Regions from separate parts of the Homo sapiens genome. Here regions 1, 2 and 3 are each linked to region 4. Evidence: chromatin contacts called from ENCODE Hi-C or POLR2A ChIA-PET data. All regions are on one chromosome and are shown on one strand. The core of a region is the stretch at or near the end of the contact, and the rest is flanking DNA. Distances in the headings are between cores, read along the strand shown. Region 1 overlaps ARHGAP26 (Rho GTPase activating protein 26). Region 2 overlaps ARHGAP26 (Rho GTPase activating protein 26). Region 3 overlaps ARHGAP26 (Rho GTPase activating protein 26). Region 4 holds the start of ARHGAP26-AS1 (ARHGAP26 antisense RNA 1).

What was found. A loop is a pair of places that touch in the nucleus more often than their neighbours do. ChIA-PET counts read pairs that join two places held with the same protein, here RNA polymerase II (POLR2A). Pooled maps may share reads with other maps.
Region 1: a loop to region 4 is called in a map of heart left ventricle, with 2.9 times the contacts of the local background. The contact joins the enhancer-like site here to the promoter of ARHGAP26-AS1 in region 4. A Hi-C loop is called at or near these places in 16 of 168 maps with a recorded cell type or tissue (CD8-positive, alpha-beta T cell, Caco-2, Right ventricle myocardium inferior and 8 more), 2 of 37 single-sample maps with no recorded cell type and 14 of 50 pooled maps. POLR2A ChIA-PET finds 5 or more read pairs at or near these places in 10 of 52 experiments (A549, B cell, Caco-2 and 6 more).
Region 2: a loop to region 4 is called in a map of endothelial cell of hepatic sinusoid, with 2.6 times the contacts of the local background. The contact joins the enhancer-like site here to the promoter of ARHGAP26-AS1 in region 4. A Hi-C loop is called at or near these places in 2 of 168 maps with a recorded cell type or tissue (endothelial cell of hepatic sinusoid and transverse colon) and 1 of 50 pooled maps. POLR2A ChIA-PET finds 5 or more read pairs at or near these places in 2 of 52 experiments (activated B cell and naive thymus-derived CD8-positive, alpha-beta T cell).
Region 3: a loop to region 4 is called in a map of PC-9, with 4 times the contacts of the local background. The contact joins the enhancer-like site here to the promoter of ARHGAP26-AS1 in region 4. A Hi-C loop is called at or near these places in 28 of 168 maps with a recorded cell type or tissue (Caco-2, Calu3, HepG2 and 16 more), 3 of 37 single-sample maps with no recorded cell type and 21 of 50 pooled maps. POLR2A ChIA-PET finds 5 or more read pairs at or near these places in 10 of 52 experiments (A549, Caco-2, H1 and 7 more).

The regions. Positions count from the first base shown.
Region 1 is chr5:142,804,530-142,810,589 of GRCh38, forward strand. All of the region lies in intron 1 of ARHGAP26 (Rho GTPase activating protein 26), which reads left to right. Among named protein-coding and RNA genes, the nearest start is that of ARHGAP26, 37 kb to the left of the region's middle. RefSeq lists a silencer at 2,921-2,970. Within about 2 kb of position 3,227, at least 12 of the 41 ENCODE cell types and tissues checked have a DNase peak (open chromatin) inside an H3K27ac peak, as active enhancers do; they include heart left ventricle, heart right ventricle, right lobe of liver and 1 more, where a contact is called at or near this core.
Region 2 is chr5:142,926,925-142,933,029 of GRCh38, forward strand. ARHGAP26 (Rho GTPase activating protein 26) reads left to right here. Exons shown (of 23, transcript NM_001135608.3): 11 at 5,123-5,201. Among named protein-coding and RNA genes, the nearest start is that of ARHGAP26-AS1, 61 kb to the left of the region's middle. Within about 2 kb of position 2,792, at least 7 of the 41 ENCODE cell types and tissues checked have a DNase peak (open chromatin) inside an H3K27ac peak, as active enhancers do.
Region 3 is chr5:142,825,132-142,831,359 of GRCh38, forward strand. All of the region lies in intron 1 of ARHGAP26 (Rho GTPase activating protein 26), which reads left to right. Among named protein-coding and RNA genes, the nearest start is that of ARHGAP26-AS1, 41 kb to the right of the region's middle. Within about 2 kb of position 2,085, at least 16 of the 41 ENCODE cell types and tissues checked have a DNase peak (open chromatin) inside an H3K27ac peak, as active enhancers do; they include PC-3, PC-9, Panc1 and 4 more, where a contact is called at or near this core.
Region 4 is chr5:142,866,631-142,872,857 of GRCh38, forward strand. It overlaps ARHGAP26-AS1 (ARHGAP26 antisense RNA 1), which reads right to left and starts at 2,280. Exons shown (of 6, transcript NR_046680.1): 1 at 2,170-2,280; 2 at 1,227-1,459; 3 at 180-255. The region is part of intron 1 of ARHGAP26 (Rho GTPase activating protein 26); the gene reads left to right. RefSeq lists a silencer at 394-688.

The DNA.
Region 1 (6,060 bases), core at 1,977-4,476, 61 kb before region 4:
TGCCCAGGCTGGAGTGCAATGGTGTGATCTCGGCCCACTGCAACCTCTGCCTCCTGGGTTCAAGCAATTCTCGTGCCTCAGCCTCCCGAGTAGCTGGGAATACAGGCATGTGCCACCACACCCAGCTAATTTTTGTATTTTTAGTAGAGACGGGGTTTCACCATGTTGCCTAGGCTGGTCTCAAACTCCTGACCTCAGGTGATCCACCTGCCTTGGCTTCCCGAAGTTCTGGGATTACAGGCATGAGCCACCATGCCCGGGCTGAACAGATTTTTTTTTTTAAACTTTTTATTCAGAAAAATTTCCTTCCTGCTCATTTGTAGTGAATTCTGCTCTCACCATCATGCAACCACTAATCTGTGTTTTGTATGTGGGCCATTTCTGGCCATCTTGTATGAATGGAATCATTCAACGTATGATTGTTTGTGTCTTGCTTCTTTCACTTAGCATAATGTTTTTCGGGTCCATTCATGTTGAAGCATGTGTCACGAGCTTATTCCTTTTTATTGCTGAATAGTAGTCCATCATGTGGCTATACCACATTTTCTTTTTCTTTTTCTTTTTTTCCTTTCTTTTCTTTTTTTTTTTTTTGAGATGGAGTTTCACCCTTTTCGCCAGGCTGGAGTGCAGTGGCGCAATCTCGGCTCACTGCAACCTCCGCCTCTCGGGTTCAAGCAGTTCTCCTGCTTCAGCCTCCCAAGTAGCTGGGATTACAAGCATGTGCCACCACACCTGGCTAATTTTGTATTTTTGGTAGATGTGCGGTTTTGCCATGTTGGTCAGGCTGTTCTCGAAGTCCTGACCGCAGGTGAACCACCCGTCTTTGCCTCCCAAAGTGCTGGGATTACAGGTGTGACCCACCACGCCTGGCCCACATTTAGTTTTTCTATTCTCCAGTTCATAGACATTTGGATCATTTTTACTTTTTGGCTATTATGTATGTTGCTACTATGAAATTTTTGTACAAGTTTTTGTGTGGATGTATCATTTCTCTTGGGTAGGTAACTAGGAGTGGAATTGCTAGGTCATGTGGTAAGTTTGTATTTTACTTTTAGCAGGTTTTTGAGGAGGGAGAGCGAAAAATGAGTTTATATGAAGGCCCAAAAGTGTGACTGAGGTTTGGAATAGCTAATGAGGCAGCTGTAACCTGGAATGAAGTACCAGAACCCAGAAAGATGAGCTGGACAGATTTTAGTAGGAAGGTTAAAGGTGCTCTGGAGTTAGCCAGTGATCCTGCTGCCTCTCCTTCTCTATGAAGCCAGTGTTCCTTTCTTTGCATATTTGGTAGGGTGGGTAAAAGGCTCCTCTTTCTGTTGCTGATTTTGGACCAGGAATGTCATTTTTTAACCTTCCAGTGGCAATAGTCCTTAACCCGGAAGTAGCAATGCTCCCCCTTCTAGAGCATCAATTCCCTAATGTGGAAATCCAGTCCCACAGTTTTCTCTGAGAAAAATGTGGACAGTGTAATATAATGGGTTATTCATAAGCCTAAATTTATATAATGCAAAGGTGTGTGTCTTATTCTTGGAGTGTATCTTTCTTACTGTTTTGGAATAATGAAGACTTTTTGTTGTTGTTGTCGGAGACAGAGTCTTGCTGTTTTGCCCAGGCTGGAATGCAAGGCACAAAGACGGCTCACTGGAGCCTTGACCTTCTGAGCTCAAGTGATCCTCCTGCTTCAGCCTCCCAAGGAGCTGGGACCACGGGCATGTGCCACCAGGCCCATGTATTTTTTTATTTTTATTTTTTGTAGAAACGGAATCTCACTATGTTGCTCAGGCTGGTCTTGAACTTTTGGGCTCAAGCAATCCTCCTGCCTGGGATTACAGTGCTGGGATTACAGGCCTGAGCCATTGTGCTGGCCATGACAACTTTTTAATTCAGTGATGTTAATATATGTTTTTTAACGGTTGTACATGGCATAATAAGTTATAGGCAATGAAATGTGTGTGTGTGTGTGTGTGTGTGTGTGTGTGTGTTTAGTTTAAGTTGGTTGTTGAAATTCCCAAATCTGGGGACTACTTCTCCAAAGAAAGTTTTGGGAAGGCATTAGTTAACATCTTTGTATTTTGCCTTCTTCCGTATTTTCTTACATTATTGTGTAGTGTGGGCATCTAGAGTGATGCCTGGACGACATCACAGTGAAAGATTAGTGCAACGAAGAAAAGACAATCCCAGTTATGTACCCCCCCACTACTTAGACATCTAACTCTGTGTTAATATATGCAGTTGATGGGCACATGTCATCTTAAATCCTTTTGGTAGTACAAAGAAGCCAGAACTAAGTTTAGTTTGGATTTCTTACGCATATTTGGAACTAACCAGCAGTTGACTCATTTCAGGATAAGCAGTTGTTTTCTATGGATATTCTGCTGAGGTTGGAGGCTCTGCACCAACTGTATGTGGTGAGGGCTTTGATATAGAACAGCAGCACTGGATCCAAAGTGTGAAGGGAGCCCTCAGGCTTGCTATACTGTGCCCGTCCTCAAGGTTGGGGCTAGGGAGAGGGATTTTTCTGTAACATGATCCTACAGTACACATAGCCACATTCTCCAGTTAATAATGACAACCGTGATAATGGTTGAAATTAATCACAGTGAAATTAAGGCATGAAATTAATAACAGTGAATGCATTGAGCCAACATCATGCTAAATGCTTTCAGGCATGATGCAATTTGATCCTAGCAACAGTTGTGTTAGACAGGTATGGTTATTCCTTTTTTGTGAGAAGCAACTTAGGGGCAGTAGTGTTTGGTAAATTGCACACTTACCTTGCCACTGACTGAATGAGAGATGTAGAGCCCATTGCCAGAAGGGGCCAAGCCAGGGTTCAAACCTAACCTGTTCTTTTAAAACCATGAGCCTCTCAGATCAGCAGTTTCTACACCAGATTGTATTCCCAGAGGCCCAGCGCTTCAGTTCAGCTGTGCTGCTGAGGTCTTGTGTGTGAAAAGGGAACTGGGAATGGATTCTGCAGGCCATGCTTAGCAAAACCTCCCTGAGGCAGCCCACGGCTCTGGTGTATCCAGCACACTTTATTGCTGCCCCTCTGTCTACAGACGGCTCTATTGATTCAGCCTTGGGAAGTCTTTGCCCCCTGCCCTCTTCACCCTTTTTGTTGATACATTCCCAGAATGTTCAAGTTCACACCCATGTTGCAACCCTGGCTCCTAAGCCTGAGGACAGGATGTGAGTGCCTGCCCTGGTGCTCATGGGTATCAGCGGGACAGAGATTTGTGCTGAGCTGCGTGCTGCTGGCTTCCCCCTTGCCTGTCCTTGGGAACTGGGGACTTTACCCGCTGTCTTTATGCAGTTCTTACAGGCCATATTTTAATGCTGTGTCATCTCTTAGAAAGATGGGTTGAAAAGGATAAACTGGAAGCTTCTATTCATTTCTCTTTTATTTTTAAGAATGTTGTATTTTGGCAGGGTGTGGTGGCTCACGCCTGTAATCCCAGCACTTTGGGAGGCCGAGGCGGGCGGATCACGAGGTCAGGAGATCGAAACCATCCTGGCTAATACGGTGAAACCCCGTTTCTACTAAAAATACAAAAAATTAGCCAGGCGTGGTAGTGGGTGCCTGTAGTCCCAGCTACTCGGGAGGCTGAGGCGGGAGAATGGCATGAACCCGGGAGGCAGAGCTTGCAGCGAGCTGAGATCACACCACTGCACTCCAGCCTGGGCAACAGAGTGAGACATTGTCTCGGAAAAAAAAAAAAAAAAAAAAAAAAAAAAAAAAAAAAAAAATGTTGTATTTTAGGAGAACATTGATCCGAAAGGTGATTTGCATGTCTTTTCTGCTTGTTAAACTCAGCATAGTTTGAGGTGGGGAAATCCCAATCATCTAATTGGTGTCAAATTTTGTTTAGTAGTAATTTCTGCATTCCCTTTTCTTTCCTTTCCTCCTCTCCTCTTTTTTTTTTCTCATCAGTTTAACATTTGCCATAGTTTATGCTTAGCAACCTGTGAGATACGGCTAGTGTCACTCACTTTTGGTAACACGGAGTCACCAAGGTACAGAATAACTAAGTGGGGTATGCAGGGTCTGGCCAGAAATACAATCTTTTGATTGCTAGCCCAGCTGCTTTCCTTGTTATCACTTTGTGGAGCAGGCTGGACATTGACAATGAGTTCTGAGACTGAGTGGAATGGGAGACCCCTCCCAGCTGGTGGTCGAGCTGCCTAGAGCATGGTCCATCTGTTTGGGACTAGGGTTGAGCTCCAAGATGGACCAATCAACCCCACCAAGAAAGAAACCCCTTCTATCACCGCGGAGTGTACCATAGCTCCTGTCAGCCGCTCTGGAAGTTTTTGCCACCAGAAGAGAGATGCAGAGCATCTTTTCTTACCACAGCTGAACTGAGAACATATGTTTCATCCATATATGGCACCTTACTTATTAAGCTTGTGTCCTTGTCCTTTCTAATACTCTGGCACCTTGCCCATCAGATGGCTGCCCCTTTTTATAAGATAAGTGCCTGTATGGCTGGCTGTTCTGATTTTAAGTCATGAGCTTTGACTTTTATCAGAAATTTACAGCTTGGTTTTCAAAGGACTTAGTTGAGTGCAACTGCATGAAATGGTAGTGTTAAATTTTATACTGTAGAAATGTTGAAATGGAACTCTATAAAATGTGCGTTTTCAGTGTCTTTTTTGAATGGTTTTATTTGTGTGTTTTATCAGTCTTAGACATTTTTATTACTCAAGTAATCTGTTCATTGTAGAATGATTAGAAAATACAGATAAGCAAAGAGAGAGAGGAAAAGAAAAGAAAAAAATATAGGTCTACTGTAAATAAAAGTTCCCCAAGAGAGAAGCCAGGATGTGAAGGACTTTGAGCTTCTTAGAAGAAGGGGTCAGATCAGCTGGTGCAATTCTGCATTCCCAGCAGCACTCTGTTCTTCCTGTTTTGGACACTAGCAATCAAGACAGAAGTTGGGGTGTCTGAATATGTCCTGGAGAAAGTCAAGATGGCTTTTGGTTTGCTGCCCCAGGCAGTGAGTCCCGGTGGTTCAGGGGCCAAAAGTCCTGCAGTTAATCCACCACCTGCAAGGGATGGCTGTGAAAAGAGAAAAATAGTCCTCCTTTGGAGTCCCATTATTTATACAGTTGCTAGCTTTCAAGCAGATAGAGAGAAAATAATCTTACAGTCATGCTTTCCCTCCTCTTAACTTCTGCCAGTCCTGCTGGAGCCATCCACTCCTTCATTCATCTGTCCATCCATCCATCCATCCAATCACTCATTCATTCATTCATCCACTTAGTGGCTCACTTCATTCATCCATTCAATACCAATTTACTGTGTACCTGCTGAGCACTAAACACTGTTGCATTTGGTTCTGGGAATACAGCATGAATAAGATAAGGCCCTTCTCTCATGGATCTTACATTGGACTGGTGCAGGTTTTAGTATCATTGCTTCCCTTTCAGCCTTACCTTTCTACAGCTGTGGATAAGATGCCATGAATTTGCGAGTAAAAGTGTTTATCTCTCCCTGGAGCAGACTAGACCCCTAGGCTCTGTCCTAGAGCACAACTCACCCTTAGCTGCCCTGCAACCTGATCATCTCCAACAGGGAAGGTGAAGAGAAGGCAGTATTTGGCTGATGAATTCTTCTCAAAATGATACTTTAGTTTTGTCTGGGAGGGGCAGGGGAACAGATCACAGAGGGAGGGGTTCTTGGCTTTATCAGAGAAAGAAGGCCTCATTGTGTGTTGTTGTTGGAACAGGTCCCAGAGACCTCAGTACAATTCTTTGGACAGGGCTGAGCTAAGCTACCATGTATACAATAATAGTCGAAAGAATAGTGTGGAATTTAGGGTAGTATCAAAGAGAGCTCTGTGTTACAGCTGTCTTCAGGCAGAGGGCATGACTTCAGCCCCAGGTCAAGTCCTGTTGTTAACTTCATAATATTTTAATGAACATGCCTTTTTGTGTCTGTTCCTCTCCCCTCTCCCCCATCTCTTTCTTTTTTGTGTGTGTAGTCATTTATTAAGGGATTTTGATAGAAAATTTAAAACTTAATCTCTGTAAACTCTTCCTTTTGAACTATGGCATACC
Region 2 (6,105 bases), core at 1,542-4,041, 61 kb after region 4:
ATACACTTCTCATATAACCTTCCCAGCATGCCCTGAGGTGTAATCCTGGTAACGCTGGGAGACAAGTAATTGAACTGCTCTATGCTACTGTTCTTTAAAACATAGGTAATAAGAGTAGCACAGAATAGTTCAGTTGCTAGTCTGCCGTGGTTATACATCTAGGAAGCACTAGAATCAGGATAACTAGTGAGCCTAAGTTATTGATGAGAAGTCATAGCTCTTGGGTATTTAAAACGATTTTTACTGAGGTGTAATCACAGTAAAATGCATGACTCCAAAGTCTGTATTTTAATAACTTGTTATACACACACAACTGTGTAACCACCCAGATGAAGATATAGAATGTTTCTGTCACTCCAGGAGATACCCTTGTGCCCCTTCTCAGTCACTGCCCATATCTCTTTTCAAAAAAAAAAAAAAAATCACTCTTCTGACTTCTGTTGCCATAGATGAGTTTTGCAAGTATTTGAACATCATAGAAGTGGAGTCACACAGTCACATAATCTTTTGTGTCTGGTCTCTTTCCCTCATCATTATGTCTCTGAGATTCATTCGTGTTGTTGCATTTAGCAGTAGTTGACTCTTTTTTTAAAAAAATTGTTGTATGGTATGCCATTGTTCAAATATACAACAGTTTATCCATTTATCAATGGATATTTATTTGTTGTTGTTTTTGCAATTTTTGGCTATTCTAAATAAAACTGCAGGTATTCCTGAATGCGTCTTTTGGTGGACATATGCACTCATTTCTCTTGAGTATATATGTAGAGGTAGAATTGCTAGGTCATAGGGCAGGTTTATGTTTAGTTCTAGCAGATATTGCCAAAGTAGTTCCATCAACTTATTCTCCCATCAGCAATGTATGAGAGTCCCAGTTACTCTACATTTTTTGCCAGTATTGGTTATTGGTGGCCTTCTAATGCCCTCTATTCAGGAGGGTACTTGTTATATCTCATTGTGGTTTTAATCACATTTCCCTCATAAGTAATCAGTTTGGGCTCTATTTCTTAGCCTTATTGGCCATTTGGATGTCCTCTTTTATGAAGTGCTTATTCAAGTATTTATTGTATTGGGTGGTTCATTTTTTCTTACTCACTTGTAGGCATTCTTTACATATTCTGGATATGATTCTTGCAGGAGATAGATATTACAGATATCTTCTCTCACTCTGGTTTGACTTTTAATTTTTTAAATAAAAGTAATTAAGTAATTAAATTCATCTTTTGATGAGTGTAAGTTCTTCATTTTGGTGAAGTCCAATTTTTCAATATTTTTTCTTTATGATTAGGACTTTTTGTGTGTGTGTGTTTTTTTTTTTTTTTTTAAAACTCATTGCCTTTTCCATCTCTTGAGTATTTTAAGACAGATAAAACATGGAGAACCACTTCTATAGAAAGTAAGCCCCAGTTATTCTGGACGCTATTGAATTCTTGTTTTGGATTAGCTCGTTGCCTAGAGTAGCGTTGTAAGCCCTCATATTTATGAAGCACTTTAGGTTTTTACAGAGCTCTTTATCATTCAATCTCATTTAATCCCGTGCAGGAGCTCACTAAGGTGTTTGCAGAAGTGCATGGCTGATTTTGACACCAGAGGACTTGGGTGGTCAACGTGAGCTCTCTGGGGGCTGCGGTGCCATCACATTTGCCATGGCATTGTGCACAAGAGTTAAGGGTTGGAATGCCTGTGTTCACATCCTGGCTCTATTATCTTGCCAGCTCTGTGATTGTGGACAAGATACTTAACCTCTCTGAGCCTTGGTTTTCTCATCTGCTAAAGGGGAATAATAAGAATATACTTTTCTCATGATGTAGCTGTGAAGAGTGGGTGAATTAATTTATATATAGTGCTTAGCACAGCAACTGGCATATACTGCTGGGTTATAATTATTACTGTTCTTTTATTGTAGAGGGTCTAATAGGCTCACAATTCTTTGTAGAGGTAAAAAGAGCTCTGATATTTACTCCAATTTCTCTTTCATTGTTTTATATGTTCCCTTCCTCATTCCATATTATCCTCCTTCTTTTTTTATTTTGAGACGGAGTCTCGCTCTGTCGCCGGGCTGGAGTGCAGTGGCATGATCTTGGCTCACTGCAGCCTCCGCCTCCAGGGTTCAAGCGATTTTCCTGCGTCAGCCTCCCGAGTAGCTGGGACTACAGGCGTGTGCTACCACGCCCAGCTAATTTTTGTATTTTTTAGTAGAGACAGGGTTTCACTATGTTGGCCAGGATTGTCTGGATCTCTTGACCTCATGGTCCGCCCACCTCGGCCTCCCAGAGTGCTGGGATTGATGTTAGTCACTGCGCCCGGCCTATCCTCCTACTTTTAATCTCTCTCTTCTCTGTCTCCCCTGCCCTGCCCATTTTTTGCTATGAAGAACCACATGCATTTCAAACATGAATTAAATTGACATCCTGTAAGAGAAGGTCTCAAAGTATGTTATTGTATAGGAACTGACATGGAAAGTGGAGGGTCGTTGAGGGTTTTGCTTGTTTTATTTTGTTTTGAGGGATAGTTGTTAGTAGGGACATAAGGAAGGTAAATATGGAAAGAAAGTTATTGTTTTACTCCAGAATAAAGATAGTTCACCCTTTTTATCTTGGTTCTTGGAAATTCACATGCAAGACATGTGAATCCGTCCCCTACCCCACTTCCCCTGTAAAAGGGAACAAGACCACATGTGGAAAAGAACTTGTATTTTGATATTTCTTCTTGGAATGAAAACAAATCCTGTTGACTTTCCTGGTTACCAAGGCCAAGTGGCCCACCCTTCACAGCCTCTGAGGTTGTCGAACTTCCTCTGTGGCTTGGGGTGGAAATCTCACACTGTGTGCCATGAAGTTGATGTAATATATGTGAGCCCCTGAGACCTTGGTATGTAGACAGCTCTTGTGATCTCACTGTTTGCTGGTGAGCCACTAGCAGGAAACGAACTAGAGACATGTTGGCTCCTTGACCTCACTGCAGAAAGGAGGGTAACTTTGCTCTCTAGGGCAGGGGGAACAGGAAGGAAAAGAGTAGGGATGGAGTGGACAGCCCAGGGTGTGGGCCTCAAACTTAACTCTGCATCAAGATCACCTGGGGAGTTGGTTAAAATCCAAGTTCCCAGGCACAGCCCAGTTCAGATTGAGTAGAGTGGGGTTGGGCTGGAATCTCCATGTTAAGGGAATGTCTGATTCTGAAGCAGGTGGTACAGGAGCAGCACCTACAGTAACACTCAAAGACCCAAAACCGGGGACTTGAGAGTTCTGCAATAGACAGTAGCTGCAGAGGCTTTTTGTTTCAAAGCTATTAAGACGTCATACTTGGTCTTTAGAGAAAGGTGGAAGGGTGGAATCAGTTCATTGTGCCCTTAAGCCACAGGGTCAGTTCTGTGGAGCCACCACTGTCAGCAGTCTGCAGATATCCACTGAGTCTGGCACACTGAATGGGCTGATGGTGGGAAGTGGGCACTTGGTTGGGTCTGAGAATGAGAATTTCTGAGAAGAGGAGGGAGAGTCCTGGAAGGTGCTCATGGAGAGAAGAGTTATTCCATCTTCTGAGTCATCTTTGTATTGTGGTGCCAGTCCCAGTGTGACCTTCATGGGAATGACCATCCTCTTGGGATCAGTGTTCCACCATCATCAACACGCCCACTCATCTAGCTGCCCACGCCTCCCACCCACATACAACCCCACTCCCCTTTCTGTCTCTTGCTTGTTTTCTCACTCCCTTCTCTTGCTCGTTTGCATGCTTTCCCTCTGTCTCTCCCGACCCACACGCATTTACACCCTCACACATTCACACCCCTACCCCATGCCCCTTGTATCCTCAACCTGTCTGTATTTACATGCCCACGGCTCTAAATTTTTAAGGGGATGTCAAGGAATGGTTAATGAAAAGAATCAAATGTGACTTTTAAATTATGTTAAACACAAATAGGTTTAGCATATTCATTGGAACTATAGCTATAAGCCAGAAGCAGAGATGATGGGTGGGTGAGAATGACCAGGCTTGGGTGCATATGGGGCCCAGGCTTGTGCTGCTCAGGGTGTTGCTCAGCCTGTGTGGTTTTAATACCATATTGTTGTATGATCATTAGCAGTGTTTGTGTACTCAGACAGGAATCGGACTTTAGTTCTTGCTCAGTGGACCTCTTCCTCCTTTTTAGGCTGTCTCAAATTTTAAAGAGGATGGTTTTAACTAGCAATTCTTAACTTTTTGAGGGTTGCAGTTCTCTTTGAGAATCTGACAGACAATTTGAATTGTTTCTACAGAAAAATCCACATACATTTGAGGGAGAGGAGGAGGTGGTTTGGGGACACTCTGGGATCTATTTTCACCCTAAATGAAGAACTCCTGCTTTAATGGGCATAGAGGGCTTTCAGCCGCTTCTCCCAAGGTCGTTTTTATGGCGCAGTCTCTTTTTCTTGCGGAGTACCATTTGTGATGGGAACTGAACAAAACCCATTTGATATTGTATGCATGTCTTCTGGAGGGCTTGTGCTCAGTTTTAGAGAGCAAGCAGATTTCAGTGAGTGAAATGATCTCATGCATGTAAAGCACTTAGCACCTGACATGATTAAGTATTCATTTTTAAAAAATACTGTGCACATTTAATCATAACTACCAAGATGATGACCACCATAAAACTTCTCCATGTCTGAAGCAGTTTAGAAGCAGTGGACTAGATATTAGGAGACAAGCATGCCTCCAGGTTGGATATTTTCTCCTCTTTTTTTTATCTTGAGTCCAGTAATTCCATTCACTTCCACAAACATTTATTGCATTTCTACCGTGAGTAAAATACTCTGTTAAGCGTTTTGAGGTCTAGAAATGAATAAGATTTCAAGGAATTGAACAACGTCTAAAGGCATCACTTAACTCCTCTACGTCCCTTACCTGTAAAATAGGATCATGTCTTCTGTGTTTCTGCCTCTCTGAGGGAGATGGGCTGACTGAGAGGAATTTGGGCCATCCTTTCTGAGAGTAGAAGGTGGCTTAGTAAAGCCGAGTGTTTTGCCCCTCTTTGTGTTGTTAACCTTAGCAGCCACTGACTCTTTTGAGTGGATGTTTAAGATTTGCCTTCACCAATCTCTCTACATGTGGCACTGGTTTCATATCCATGTCCCTCCTTTCTCTGCAGGCCAGGGGTTATCACCATGCAAGCTTTGTCGGAAGAGGACCGGAGGCTCTGGATGGAAGCCATGGATGGCCGGGAACCTGTAAGTAACAATTCAGGGAAGTAGAGCAAGAATGAAGGCCCTGAGTTGTTTGTTGCTTCCCTAGTGCAGTGATTTTTGCTGCTGTTCTAAAGCCTTGGGTTCTTGAAACCAGTGTACCAGAGGTGGTTTTTTATTCCTAGGTTTATGTTTGTGGATATTGATATTGCTTCTGTATAGATGTAGTTCTTGAGCTTTGGCCTCTCTGTCCTAAGGCATGGCTTCTGCATAGAATTACACCAGAACTCCCATCTTTTATCATTGACTTCTGGTTCAGCCTCCCGTAGTAACTTACCTCCCCTTATAAGCAGCGGGACATTATCAGGATGGATGGAGGGAGGTGAGCCTGGTAATATGATCCCTGCTGCCATTTCAGCGATGCTGGCCTCAGCTGGGTGATGTAATCTTGTAGTTGTTCTGCATCTTGTGACGTGTAAAATCCATAAGAGCCCTGGAATCACTGTAGTCGTCTTATCTTAGTTCCAAGGATCTCAACTCCAGTGTTCAGCAAATCTCAAGGTTGCAGAAATTGTAAGAGTACAGTCTAACTATGTGCCACCAACAAAAGAGAAAAAGAATCTACAATGCCAGAGGGCCAATAATTGATACTTACACAGGTACTGTCCAAAGGGAGGAAATGTGTGCAAGGAAGAAGTAGGCCATGGGCTCCATTGACTATAGAACTCTTTGCGTCAGGCTGGATAATGCCAGCTGATTTGTGTGTGTCTTTCTCAGCTTACCCTGATGAGGTGGTCTGGCAACATAGATTATGTACCTTTCTACTCAGCCATATTTTATACAAACATGGGACGTAGTCAACTAGGCATAAAGAAATAGCTAGTATTGTATGACATTTAATAATATAGAGCAAGATCTCTTAAAGATTTAAATAACTGATGATTTAGGC
Region 3 (6,228 bases), core at 835-3,334, 42 kb before region 4:
TCTTGGGCATAATAACAGTGCCTCCTTTACAGGATAGTTGTAAGGATTTAAACCAGGTTATGTATTGAAAGTGCTTACAACAGTACCTAGCACACAGTACATGCTCTATGTTAGTAACAGTAACTTGTTATTGCTACTACTGCCATCCTTATTGAGTAAGCAGGGGTCCTTGTGGAGGAAGAGGGTAGTTGGGAGCCCACTCAGGAGGTGGCCATGAGGGACAGAGGCCCCCTTCCATCCACTGTTGGAGGGGCTGGAGTTCTTGGTGCCCTTCCTGCTCGAGGTGCACATGGGGCTGAGGTTATGGAGATGAGAAGGAGGAGCCTGAAGGCTGGTCTCCTTCCCGTTGTCCAGCCCAGCAGGGGACCTATGTCAGCAGCCTCTCCTTGGGGACTGCCTGAGTGTCGTCACCCTGAGCAGCACAGGCTCCTTGATTTAATTTGTTTCCTGCCCACAAGCCACCTGAAGTTCAAAGGGTTATTATTTTTCTATTGTAATTCCTTAGCGGGACGATACATTCCTTCTGGGACCTGCAGGACTTTTTTTGGAAAGCTAAATTGGCAACACTGACTCAAGGAAAAGGCAAGTAGTTAAGAGCCGATATTCCGAAGCAAGGTATTCTAAAAAGGCTTTTCTGTCCAGTAGAGACTCCAGATCAGAGAGCAGGAAACTTTTCCTGAGCCAGAAAGTATCATTTATAGGTGTCCTTGGCGGAATCCCTCAGAACACAGTTCTCGAATCTGCCTGTAACAATGTTGCCTTTCCCGTGCTGTGTGCTGGCTTGGGAATTGTGGAATTCTGCACATGATGCATCTGGGTATTTAGTTTCTGGTGGCCGAGGAGAGATGATGAGGAAGCAAAGATAGAAGACCTAGATTTTCTTATCGATTTGCTGGTTAACCCAGGGAAAATTACTCTGTGCTTCATTGATAGAATTAGAACATCTTTCTGTCTCACGAGAGTGTTAATGACCAGTCAGACAGTGTTGAATCTGGGAATTATTTTTCAAGGAGGGGGATATGATATGTGATCAAATTGTCTTTTATATATTTAACAGACTAATGAACTGATGCTTCGTCTGTCCATTATTATCAGGGAACGGAGGCTGCTTCCTAGGTCAGATTTCCAGATAACTGGAGATTGTCCATACACTTGTCATGGTAGAGTAAGACTCACATCCGGGGTGGAGGAGGCGCTGTACACAGTTAACTCATTTAACCCCTACCACAATCCCATCATGTTAGGAATTGTCATACTACCCATTTTGCAGAGCAGGAAATTGAAGTTTAAAGAGGGGTAAATAAGTTTAAAGAGGGGTAAATAAGTTGCCCGGTTCATTCAATTATTGGATAGCCATTTATTGAATTTCAACTACGTGCTAGCACGAGGATTATTATCACCACGGTGAGTGGACCAGGCTTGGGTTGTCCGTAGGGGAGTTAGGATTCTTCCCAGGGATGTCTGGCAGGTGACTTGTCGCCACACCATGTTCTCTCTCACAGGATTTTAGTGGTGGGAGGTACAGGGCCTTCTTGAGACCCATGAGGTGGGGTGATTCCCTGTGTCCCTGGCCCCATCACCAGGTGCGATCTAGTTTTCAGCCTTAAAGCCCAGGTCAGTCTGCTGTCCTCTGTGCCTATCTCCACCAAGCCCTCCCACCTGCTACTATTTCAAATGCCAAGACTTGAAAACTTTTAAATACTTGATAAAAACCTGGCCTCCAAGTTAGGCATTTCCCTGCTTTTAAAAACAGAGGAAGCTTGAGCAAAAGCCAACATTTTTCTGGGTGACTCAGACCTGTCATTATGTGCTTCATTGATATAATTTTGAGTCTGTACTTTCAGGTTTTCATTTTCTTTCTTTGTGTCACTTGTCACCTCACCTGTGGCCACTGAGATTGTCACTAAGTGCCTCTCATTTCCTTTGGGTTGGCTGTTTTTCATCTCCTGTGAATGGGGAAACTGAGCTTCTGTTTTTTTTTTTAAATCCTATTTTTTTTCTACCCTATTTTTTTTCTAATGAAAAGCCGGAAGTTGCTTGGTGAGACCTGAGGAATGAGTCAGTGACTGTTAAAGCCACCTCTGGTGTTGGCTGGCCTCCATGGTTGGTTGTGGCATGGCCCTGTGTCCTGTGGTCATGGTCTTACTACAACTGTGGCATCTGCAGGAGGGATTGAGAGCTTGGGCGCAGGAGTCTCCTGAACGTGGGCTCAGGTCCTGGCTCCACTGCATATTAGTTTGGGAGCTGAGTCAGCTTAATGCCTCCAAGCTAAAGTTTTCTTGTCTTGGCACAGAAAGCCCTGCATAAATGATGCCCTTTATTATTAATGGTTGTAGAATTTGTGGTGCTGGTGGTGGAGGTTGAGGTTGGGGCAACATGACCAGTGAGTGTTTAGGTAACTATGTAGAGTGTAGGTTAAGAGCATGGGCTTTAGGGCCAGGATGACCTGGGGTTTAGTCCTTACTGCCTCATTCACCAGCCAGGTGACAGATAATGAAGGGATACTTACAGAGGTCAATGGCGTGGGCTATTGAGTTAATGTGGGAGTCTGTTCCTGGCTCTGCTGCTTACCCTCTGGTGACCCAAGTCTAGAAGCTGCTTTAGGTTTCTCATCTCCAAAATGAGGAAAAAAGGACCTACCTGTCAGGATTGTTGGGGGAATTAGCTTAATGCACATACCCTTAGTGTTTCAAACAGTGTCTGGCACATGTAAATGCTCAATAAACGTCAGCCGTTACTAGCTAATGATTCTCCTGGCATCCGGGAAGTGTAGATACTGCTTTTATTTTTTAAATACTGTTGTTTATGCTGTAGCCCTTTTCAGCACTTCTTCCTGGTCTTTGTTCCCTTGGCTTTTCTTGGTCTTCCAAGTATTGAAGTAGGACTAGTAGATGGTTCATTCTGGGAATAGTTACGCACGCTATTCAGAGGGAATGGATGCTTTGCTTTGTGAGTTTCCCTGGATCAAGTTTCCTCTACAGGTAGGAATTGTTTCCTTATCAGGCCCTCAACCTGGACCTCCCTGGGAGCCGCTGGCAGATTGTATGAAATAACAACAATACTCAGGGGATGAAGTATCTGTTAAAAATTACGAGTGTTGTCCTCTTTGACATCTCCACCCTTTCTTATGGAAAAGATTTTGAGTGCACTGTAGCTGAAAGATTATTCCTGCACTCTGTACGATTCCACTTTTACCCGTGCAGTTTCCCTTCTTTTCTTGGTAGGTTTACAGCATATGCACCACAAAATGAGTCATTATGACTTAAGTTTTTTTTATTTCTTTTAAGCCCAACATGTAGGTGGTAAACTAGGATCTTTCCTGGTCAATTCTAAAATGGTTGGGAAAATGAAATTTAAAAGAAAAACATGGAGAAGGAAATTAACAAGCATACATTATTCTTTTCCCCCTAAGGTTTTTGCCTTCACATGGGGTTGCTTTCATTTTCCTGACAATTAGTTGTAACTAAAATACTGTGTGTCTTTGGAATAATTTAAGAAGAAAGGTTTTGCCCCCATGAGGCATCAACCATGTGCAGGGTACTGGTGATGGACGGTTGCTGTGACTGGGGTAGTCTGGTTTGGCAAGGGCTTGTCATGTAGGGGATTGTCTCTATATTTTGAGGGGTTGGCAACTCTCTCCGCATGCTCAGGGAGAGTTGCCACCTGGCCCATCTGTAGAGTGGCCCAAATCTGGTTTTTGCCTCCTCTAGCAAGACGGGTTTGGTGTGCTAGGTGATTCTGACACACACCAGGTCCCCGCCTTCCTCCAGCAGCCTGACCCTGTCCTCAGTCCAAAGCAGCTAGAAGGCCTGCGTATCTGTTTCACCTGTTAAAGTGTTTCTGTGTGCTCATGATCTTCACTACTGGTGTGTTATTGGAAGTTAGCCACTGTGTTCAAAAGAAAGGCACAGCTTGATTAAATAGGTTAGTAAGTGCTGGTTAGGCATGTGCTTCTGTTGAGTCAGGGAAAGGCTGGTGGTGATAAGGAGAGGAGGCTTTGAGATTTCTGTAACCTTTCTGTCCTCTAGATTTCTGAGGTTGACACTTGGTAAAGGGAGAGAGAATGCTGTATACCATCATATTCTCTGTGCAGGACCCAACCAGGTTGACCAAATGTCCTAGGTCACACCTGCTATCTCAGCATGATTATTAACAGTGCCCCCTTTCTCGAAACCGTCTGTTTGGATCTGGCCACCCCATGTATGTGTCACACAGGTCTCTTTGAAACTTTTGTCAATAGGAATGAACCTCATTTTCCAGTGGCCTTTTCCCCCTTAGTAGATCATGATAAGAGTGAGATCACCTTCTTTTCCACCCAAATTAGCAAGAAAGAACAGTTCTGTGAATAGTTGTTACAATTCTCACCATTAATAACTTCAAAAAGCTAGAGATCTGCAGAGCAGAGGGCACCTCACATCACCATTGTGGAGAGGGTGAGGTGCAGTGTGATATAATTGGTATTTATCTCTGTGGCCTGCTTGCCGCACTGGATTAAAACAAACCAAGAATTTCAAGGCTAATTGGCTAAAATTATATGTGTAATTAGAGAGAGTAGAAAAGCTAAAGGAAATGAACTTACCCAGTGTCACCTGGTCAAGCAGGTAATGGTGAACAAGGAGTGTGTGCCCAGGTGTGTCTGGCTGTCTCCACTGCCCCTTACTGTCCACCATATTGGCCTAATGTTTTCCACTCATGACACTGAGGATGGTGTCATTCTCAGCATGCAGGGGATGAGCTGATTCAGAGCATGGTCATTGTTCCCACTGCTGTCTTCCCACAGCTAGGAAGTGGCAGAGGTTAGGTTTAAGCTCAGGCCTTTATACCATTATTACTTTGGGGAGGGCTAAATGGTGGATGTTTTCGACCTGATGAGAATAGTAGGAAGGGGCAATTGGTGTGAGGAAATATTGGCCCAGGGTGAACCTTTTCAAGTTTATTGGTGTGAGTTAAGTCATTTCCCTAGAATGTTGGCCAAGCCTCAGGAACATAGCACGTGGGGATGTTATTCATGTTCAATAAATGTCAAGTAGCATCCACAGATTTGTGGGTTTGTAAATCCAAATGGAGTGCTATTATTCAGGTTTCTTGCATGCTCAGGATTGCTAGCATTTGTTTTTGAACAGTTCTAATAAAATAGCTCATTACTATCAAGTATGGATTAAATACCTGGCTGAGAAAAGTAAGGTGATTTATATATCTTCTAATTAGTGCAATTGAGAGTGACTATGGCAATGATTAAAAATTATTTTGTGGTGATAATAAGTTGCGGTGGAGGGTAGGAAGGGGAAGTGAAGGATTTTTCCGTTTGTGTTACATTTCCACAGGTTTGGGATGTTTCTGACAGTACGTTATGGCAGTCAGTCTGTTTTTCCATAATTGTGATGACCTCTGAGTGAAGACTTGACTTTTAAAATTAATGATCTGATCAATGCACTCTTTAATTAATATAGCTGTGCAGGTGGATAAAAAATACCGGTCTTCAAAAAATGTTACCGATAGTATCAATTTTCACTGGGGCAAAATGACCAGACTAGCATGGTTTTGTATTTTTTCTCCCAAGCAGTTCTTGTGGGAGAGACAGACAGACAGATACACACACAAAATATGTAGCCTCTGGGAGTCAAGTTCATCTCTTTGCCATTGTAAATACTTTGGCCATTGTGATTAGTCACTCAGCCAGACTGCGCCGTATCCCCCTCTCTCAGTTTGTATCATTTTCCTTGATATCTGATTCCACTTACATGCCTGCTCTCAAATCTCCATAGCTACGTGAAAATATGTATGAGAGGTATGTTTTTTCAGACAGGCAAATATGACCTTGCAGATGAGCTCCTTTCATTATTAAGTTTTACACAAAATGCTCTGAATACAAATTATAATAGCACCTACCCTGTAGGAGTGTTTGTGGGGACTAAAGATGATAATCCATGTGAAATTCCGATCACAATGCCTGGCATGCACATAGGTCCTCAGCCTGTTAGTGTCTGTTTCTTTCTTGCTTTCTGTGGTTCCCTGATTTGCTGTCTCCACCCTGTTGAGTTGGTTCTCTCAGGGATTCCACTGATCACGATGGAGCCAGATCCCAATACTCTGTGCTCAGTCATTTGATATCTCTCTGCCTCGTTCAGGTGCTGAACACTCTGTCCATCCTGGAAACAGTTCTTCTCTGGGTTTTGTGGCACTGTGTTATTCTGATTTTCTCCCACCCCCTGGCCTTTCCTCATCTCC
Region 4 (6,227 bases), core at 1,030-3,529:
CTTGATTTCATTTTAAAAATCAACTCTGAAAATTTCATTAGCCTTAGTGCTCTGGTTGGAAAAACAAATTTTCCAGAATCAGTGCTGGTGATGGCCTCATTTAGGAAATGCTGTTTTAGGGAAATGGCCTCAGGAAAAGCACGCAGATGTATGATCAGAATGCATGTTATGTAACGTACCGTGGCTGATGTGGTCGGTGGGCACATCATCCGCCTGGGGGAGATAAGAGGTTTTCTGAATCTGCTCCAGCCAGATCTGAAAGAATGTGAGAGACACTGTGGTGGTGACTTCATCCCTATACCCCTCCCACTCCATGTCTCAGGCTTGACTTGCTGTATGAGAGCACAGGCCCTCCGAATGTGTTAGAGCACTTCTTCCAATGTGGAAGCCAGGGCCCCTCTCTCAGTTGCTGAGTGTCCACTGGACATTTCTAGGTGGTTATTTGTTCCTCAGTGGGACAGGATCTGTTCTCAGCACTGCCTTTAAGGCTGGCCCTGTCATTTCTCCTTGAGTCTTAGCTGTTGTTTAAATTAGCTGCTTGGTCAAGGTGTTCTCTGATATAGTTGATTGCCACCTAGTGGCCACAGGTAAGACCGTGTGTCACGGAAACGAGAAAAATGCTATGGAGAATTTTGTTTCATTCTAAGATTTGCACAGGGTGTGTGTGTGTGTGTGTGTGTGTGTGTGTGTGTGTGTGTTTTGTTTGTTTTTGCTAGTACAATGCCAGGAGTCTGGGCTGCAGAATGGTATTTACAAGGGACTGTAACTTGCTTTTCTTATAATGAAGCACATCGAACTAGGTTTAAACTGCTACATACAGACTTGGGGAAATGGGGAGTCGTTGGAAATGCCTCTCTCCAAGCACAGTTTCTGATTGGATATGTTCTCAGTTTTCCCAGATACGGGGAGAAAGAAAAGAGCGATCTCTGGGGACTCTTCCTTAAACCATTTTAACTGCAACCTGGGGCTTGTGCTGGGGCTAAGAGAGGACAGTTGGTTGTGGCCAGCAGTTGGGTTGTATGTAGCTCATTTCTCCAGCTTCCTTGGTATAGGTGAGGTTTTATTTTATGCTCCTGCTGGTGGTAGCTCTCCCTCCAGCTCTGTGGGACTCTTCCTCAATGGACAACATGAAGGGAGGTGGTCACATGCTAATAGGAAGCACATTCCCACATATATATCAGGCTCTAGCCAGACTTACATAAGTTGGAGAGTTTGTCCTAACTTACCTGCTTTTTTTTTCACATGTCAAACATTGAGTTGGGAGGTTCACCTCTGATGAAGGCTAATGGACTTATGGAGTGCCCAACTTCCTCTCTCTTTGTTCTTTCTGCAATACCTGCTCTCAGTCAAGCAGTAGAGTGTTGGGCTTTGGGGATAGAGTGGTGAGCATGAAGGGATATGATCCTCATCCTTATAGAATGTACTAGTTGGGGAGGCATTACTTGAAGAGAAGAATTACCTGAACAAATATAAAATTGCTCTGAAGAAAAGATCTATAGTATAGTACTCAGAGAGTGAGAAATAGGGTTGGGTTTGGCCTGATTAGAGAAGTCAGGGAAGGCTTCCTGGAGGAAAGAACTTTTGGGCCAAGGGCTGCAGGCAGAGGTGGCATGTGGTGGCAGGTAGGAGTTGGGCATGCCCCGGGAACTGGCAGAGGCTGGAGCAGCTGGAGCCCAGAGAGGGGTGTGGGGAGGCCAGACCCTGCAGGGCCTCTCAGGCCTTGGGAGGGACTTTCGTCTTCACCTCCAGAGCTCTGGGAAGCCATCACAGGGCTCACTGCTGGTATTGACACAACTGGGTGGAGAACTGATTTGACGGACAAAAGTGGATGTGGGGAGGCCAGAGAGGAGCAGTTGCAGTTATCTGGGCAAATGGAGGTGTTTTGTTTAGGGGTTGCTGATAGTGATGGGAAGGAGTGGGCAGAATTGAGATGTGCTTAGGAGACTTGGGAATGGACATGGCACATGAGGGAGCCTGCTGTGTGAGAGGATGACATGTACTGGTGACTTGTGCGGCAGGGTGAATGGTGGTGCCCTTCGTTACACTGGGGATGCAGGAAGAGGCCCTCGGCTGGCTCTCTGGGGAGAGGGTGGCAGAGGGTGTTTGAGTAGAGAGAGTTTTGTTTTGAGTGTGTTGAGTTTGACCTAGGAATGGGGGTGTGGGCTAAACCTGAAGTCTCTCTGGGGCTCGTGTCCATCCATGTCTCAGCTGTCTGTCATGGGTCCTCTCTGGAGACTCTCAGGTATTCCACCTGTAAGCCAGCTTGTGTTTCCTTGCCCGCTCACATCGTACAACAGGTTTGGAGGGACACTGTGTCCAGCCCTGTCCGAGGCACTCTTTGTGCATTGTGACATGAAGCCATTCATGACTAGTTCCAGAATTATTCCAAATACAAGGTGATGAGGCACAGAGAGTAACTGGCGTCCAGGAAAGGAAGAGATTAACAAGGCCCGGGGACTTTGGTATTCTTGAACTTTAGGCAGCCATGAGGCCAATCCTGTTGCAAGTTCTAACCTCAATGATGGCCTTTCTGAGCTGTAATCACTTTCTTTTCTTTTCTTTTTCTTTTTCTTTTTTCTTTTTTTTTTTTTTTTGAGACAGCGTCTCACACTGTCGCCTAGGCTGGAGTGCAATGGTGCAACCTCGGCTCACTGCAGCCTCAGCCTCCCGGGTTCACGCGATTCTCCTGCCTCAGCCTCCCTGAGTAGCTGGGATTACAGGTGCACACCAGTACACCCGGCTATTTTATTTTATTTTTTTTTGTATTTTTAGTAGAGATGAGGTTTCACTATGTTGGCCAGACTGGTCTCGAACTCCTGACCTCATGATCCACCCGCCTTGGCCTCCCGGAACTGTAATCACTTTCTAAGTCCAAAGGGAAAGATGTGACTGAGCAGCAAAACATTTCAAGGGTAGTTAATACACAATTTTGGTAACTTTGGAGGTCACAAAGGCAATAGATGCACTGAAAATACAGTAGTAAGGTTACCTGAGTCCATGTTTGTGTGTGCACATGTATGTTAAGTTTTACCCAAGGAGAAAAAGGAAATGGCTTGACTTGTGGTATTACTGGTACAACTTGTATAAAATTAAGGTAGATTCTAATTTTTAAAAAATTATGGTAAACCTTCTGTGTTAGTGAAAGTTGGATCTATTTGGGTTAAATTCTCTTAAATCCGGTGCAGATTAATATCTGCTGGCATCTCCAAGAAAAGAAGGGCACTTCCTCTAGTCCCTGAGTGAGCAGGTGGCTCTGGGAGCAGTCTCTCAAGGCCCAAACTTCTAGCTGCTTCCATATTTCTTAGCCATCTGGTCCCCTCACTCAGAGAAGCACAGCCCTACCTACTCTGGAAAGCAGATACTTGGCCTCCCCAGATGCCGGCAGTTATGACTTCCCTCCACTCTGGCCAGCATTCTGCTTTTCTAGCAACAGATGTTTCTGCAAAGTAAATATTATTGACTCTGCTTGGCTCCTTGCTGTGTCTTGCACTGCCTGCACATGAAACAGCAGGGTTATATGAGGAGGGTGCCACGACGCTTGGCATGCACCCAGCACCAGTGCCAGCCTCTTCTCTTTTCTCTCTCCTCTTATTGGAATGTGTGTGTTAGATTCCTGTGTGCATCAGAGGGAAAGCTCTTGAAATAAATCTTTGGGCTGCTCCATATCCAAGGTGAAAATCTACATAAGATACCACCAATCTTACTGGATTGAAATTGGCAAGAAGCAATGGTTTTTAGGTAGAGAGTTCTCTTTTTAGTGTTGTTTTCAATCTCTCAAGTAACATAGAGGGTTTACCTTAATGGGGTGAAGTGGTATGGTGTTCCCACATACTACAAGGATCTCAGTTCACAGGACTTAAGTCACAGGTCCTCTCCTTAGTGGCCTTGCACTCTTAGGTCAGTCCTTTAACTTCTCCGAGCTCCAAACAGTTATTCATGCTTACCTTTCCTGGTTCCTCTTACTGGAGGATTCATATATGAGGAAAGAATAGCCCAGCTATACCTAGAACTGAGTCTTGTGATGTGCAGAGTGCCTATACAGTGTTTCTCACTGGATCCTCCCTGCCTAACCCACGGGCTGACAGCCTCCGTCAGATGAGATAACTGAGACTTTATGACTAACCCAGGGTTGGTTACATATCTGATCTATGTTGGAGCTGGAACTTGAACCCAGGAGCTGTGGGATTGGGGTGGGGGCAAGGGGTTGGGGTTGATCACCCTGTCACCATCACCCCATAGAATGCAAGTGGAGAAGGGAGGTTCTCCAAAACAAGCTTGAGATGCTGTCCCAAAGTCTGGGGAATGGATTCCAAACAAGTAAAAGGACAGGTGTCCACTTTAGCTGTACTGAAAAATTCCTCTATCAAGCCTGAGGTGAGTTCCTTTTTCAGGTCCATTCATCAGGATTCTCGCTCTACCCAGCTTTCCTCATTGGCTTGAAGCCCAATACTGACTCCATACCAGCAGTCATTACCTAATCGTCTATCGGGGGATCGGCCTGTCCTTCAGCTTCATGGGGTCCTCACTGCTTCTCAGGCTTGCACTGTGGCAGGGTGTGCTCTGTGCCAGTGGACAAGGAAATCAGGTCACCTGCTGGTCATAAGCTAACAGGCCCTGCCCTGGTTCAATGGGTGCCCCTGTGCAGAAGCCTCACAAAGGCCCCGTTGTGCATGACCAGCCACTCCCTGATCCTCCTGGCAGCTGCCCTTGGCAGTGCGGCTTTTCAGGTGTGTGCTGGGAGCTTTCCCGAGCCTGGCTTGCATTTCACCTGTTTCCACTTTGTTGAGATGATTGAGTTTCTCTTGCTTATGGGGGAGGCACAGGATTGTCGGGTGGGTAGAAAGGCAAACCTGTGTTACTCTTAGTGCAGACTTTGTGCGTTCTCATCAGGGAACATTCTGACTAAAATGGGAATGTGTATAACCACACCCACATTTGATGCACACACATTTGGAGGCTCTAACAGAACATTGTCTTCCACTCTAAAATATTATTCTTTCCCTTTTTTCTTGTGTCTACCTGTAGCCTCCTCCTGCCTTCCTGCCCACGGTGTTCTGGCTTTTGGGTGCATCTGTTTCCTTCCTGGCTTGCCTTTTGTGATTTGTGTTCTGAGGGATAGCCTCAGCCTGGGCTGGCCATTTTTGTCAGATGCCTGAGTCCCCTGCCAACATCTTTTGACATTTTGGTAAGGACCATTCTGTGAAAGTGACTGAACGAGGGAGAGATCGGAGACTGTTGGCTCCTGTGTTCCCCTTCTCCACCCCAAGTGCCTTCTTTTGGTGTAGAGCAGAGCGCTTTGGACAAACCGCAGCTATCTCGGGACCGTGTCATCACAGCGTGTGGGAGGGCAGTCCAGGAGCAGGAGCTGCAGCTGCTGTCCATGCAGTAGCTTGAGCCCTGGTCCTGAGAACAGCAGCACAGCCCACGCCCAGCTCTTCCACTAGCAGCCATTGCTTGGAAGGAGCACTGGGGATTGGATTTGTATCCAGTGCCCCCACTCCCACCGCCCCCCACATTTATTCAGCATACACTGAGCAGGATGCACTGCCAGGTACACAGAGGAAACAAACCAAAACAAACAGAAAGGTGGAAAACACGATCCCTAACCTCAGGGGACAAATCTGGGAGCTAAGAAAAAGTACTGGGAGTCACGGATGCTTTTATTCTAGTAGCTTATGTTGATCTGTGCAGCCACAGTACACCCCCCCACCACCCATATCTTATTAAAGCCAGGCCTTGTTGCTGGTTCTGCCTCATGTTTCCCTCCCTTGGGCATTTGGACATAATGCCATTTCCCCTTCAATGAGGGAACCATGTATGAGGGTAATTTGAATGATTAGCCTAATCTGCAGGAAGACTGCACATGGAATTAAGTTAAGCACATTTGTCCTCAGCAGCCAGATCTGCCAGTCCACTTAAAGGTACCTTGGTGGTTTCATACCCTTAAGAGATGTTGAAGACTCCGGAAGGATCACTGGCTTTCATTACTATCTTCAGTGAAAGTTTATGATGATGACTTTTTAATGATAAGGGCTCTTGAGAGTTTTTCTTATGGATACTGCGTGTGGCATGTGTTTTTACCCTAATACAAAATGTTGCCGGGGCTTTGTTCTCCTGGTGGTGTTGGATGTGGCCAGCCAGGAAAATTCAGGTGAGCTTTGTCAGGCTGGTGGTCCACTCTGCTCATGAGGAGAGTGGAGAGGGTTGTGAGAACCTGGGCCTCGCCT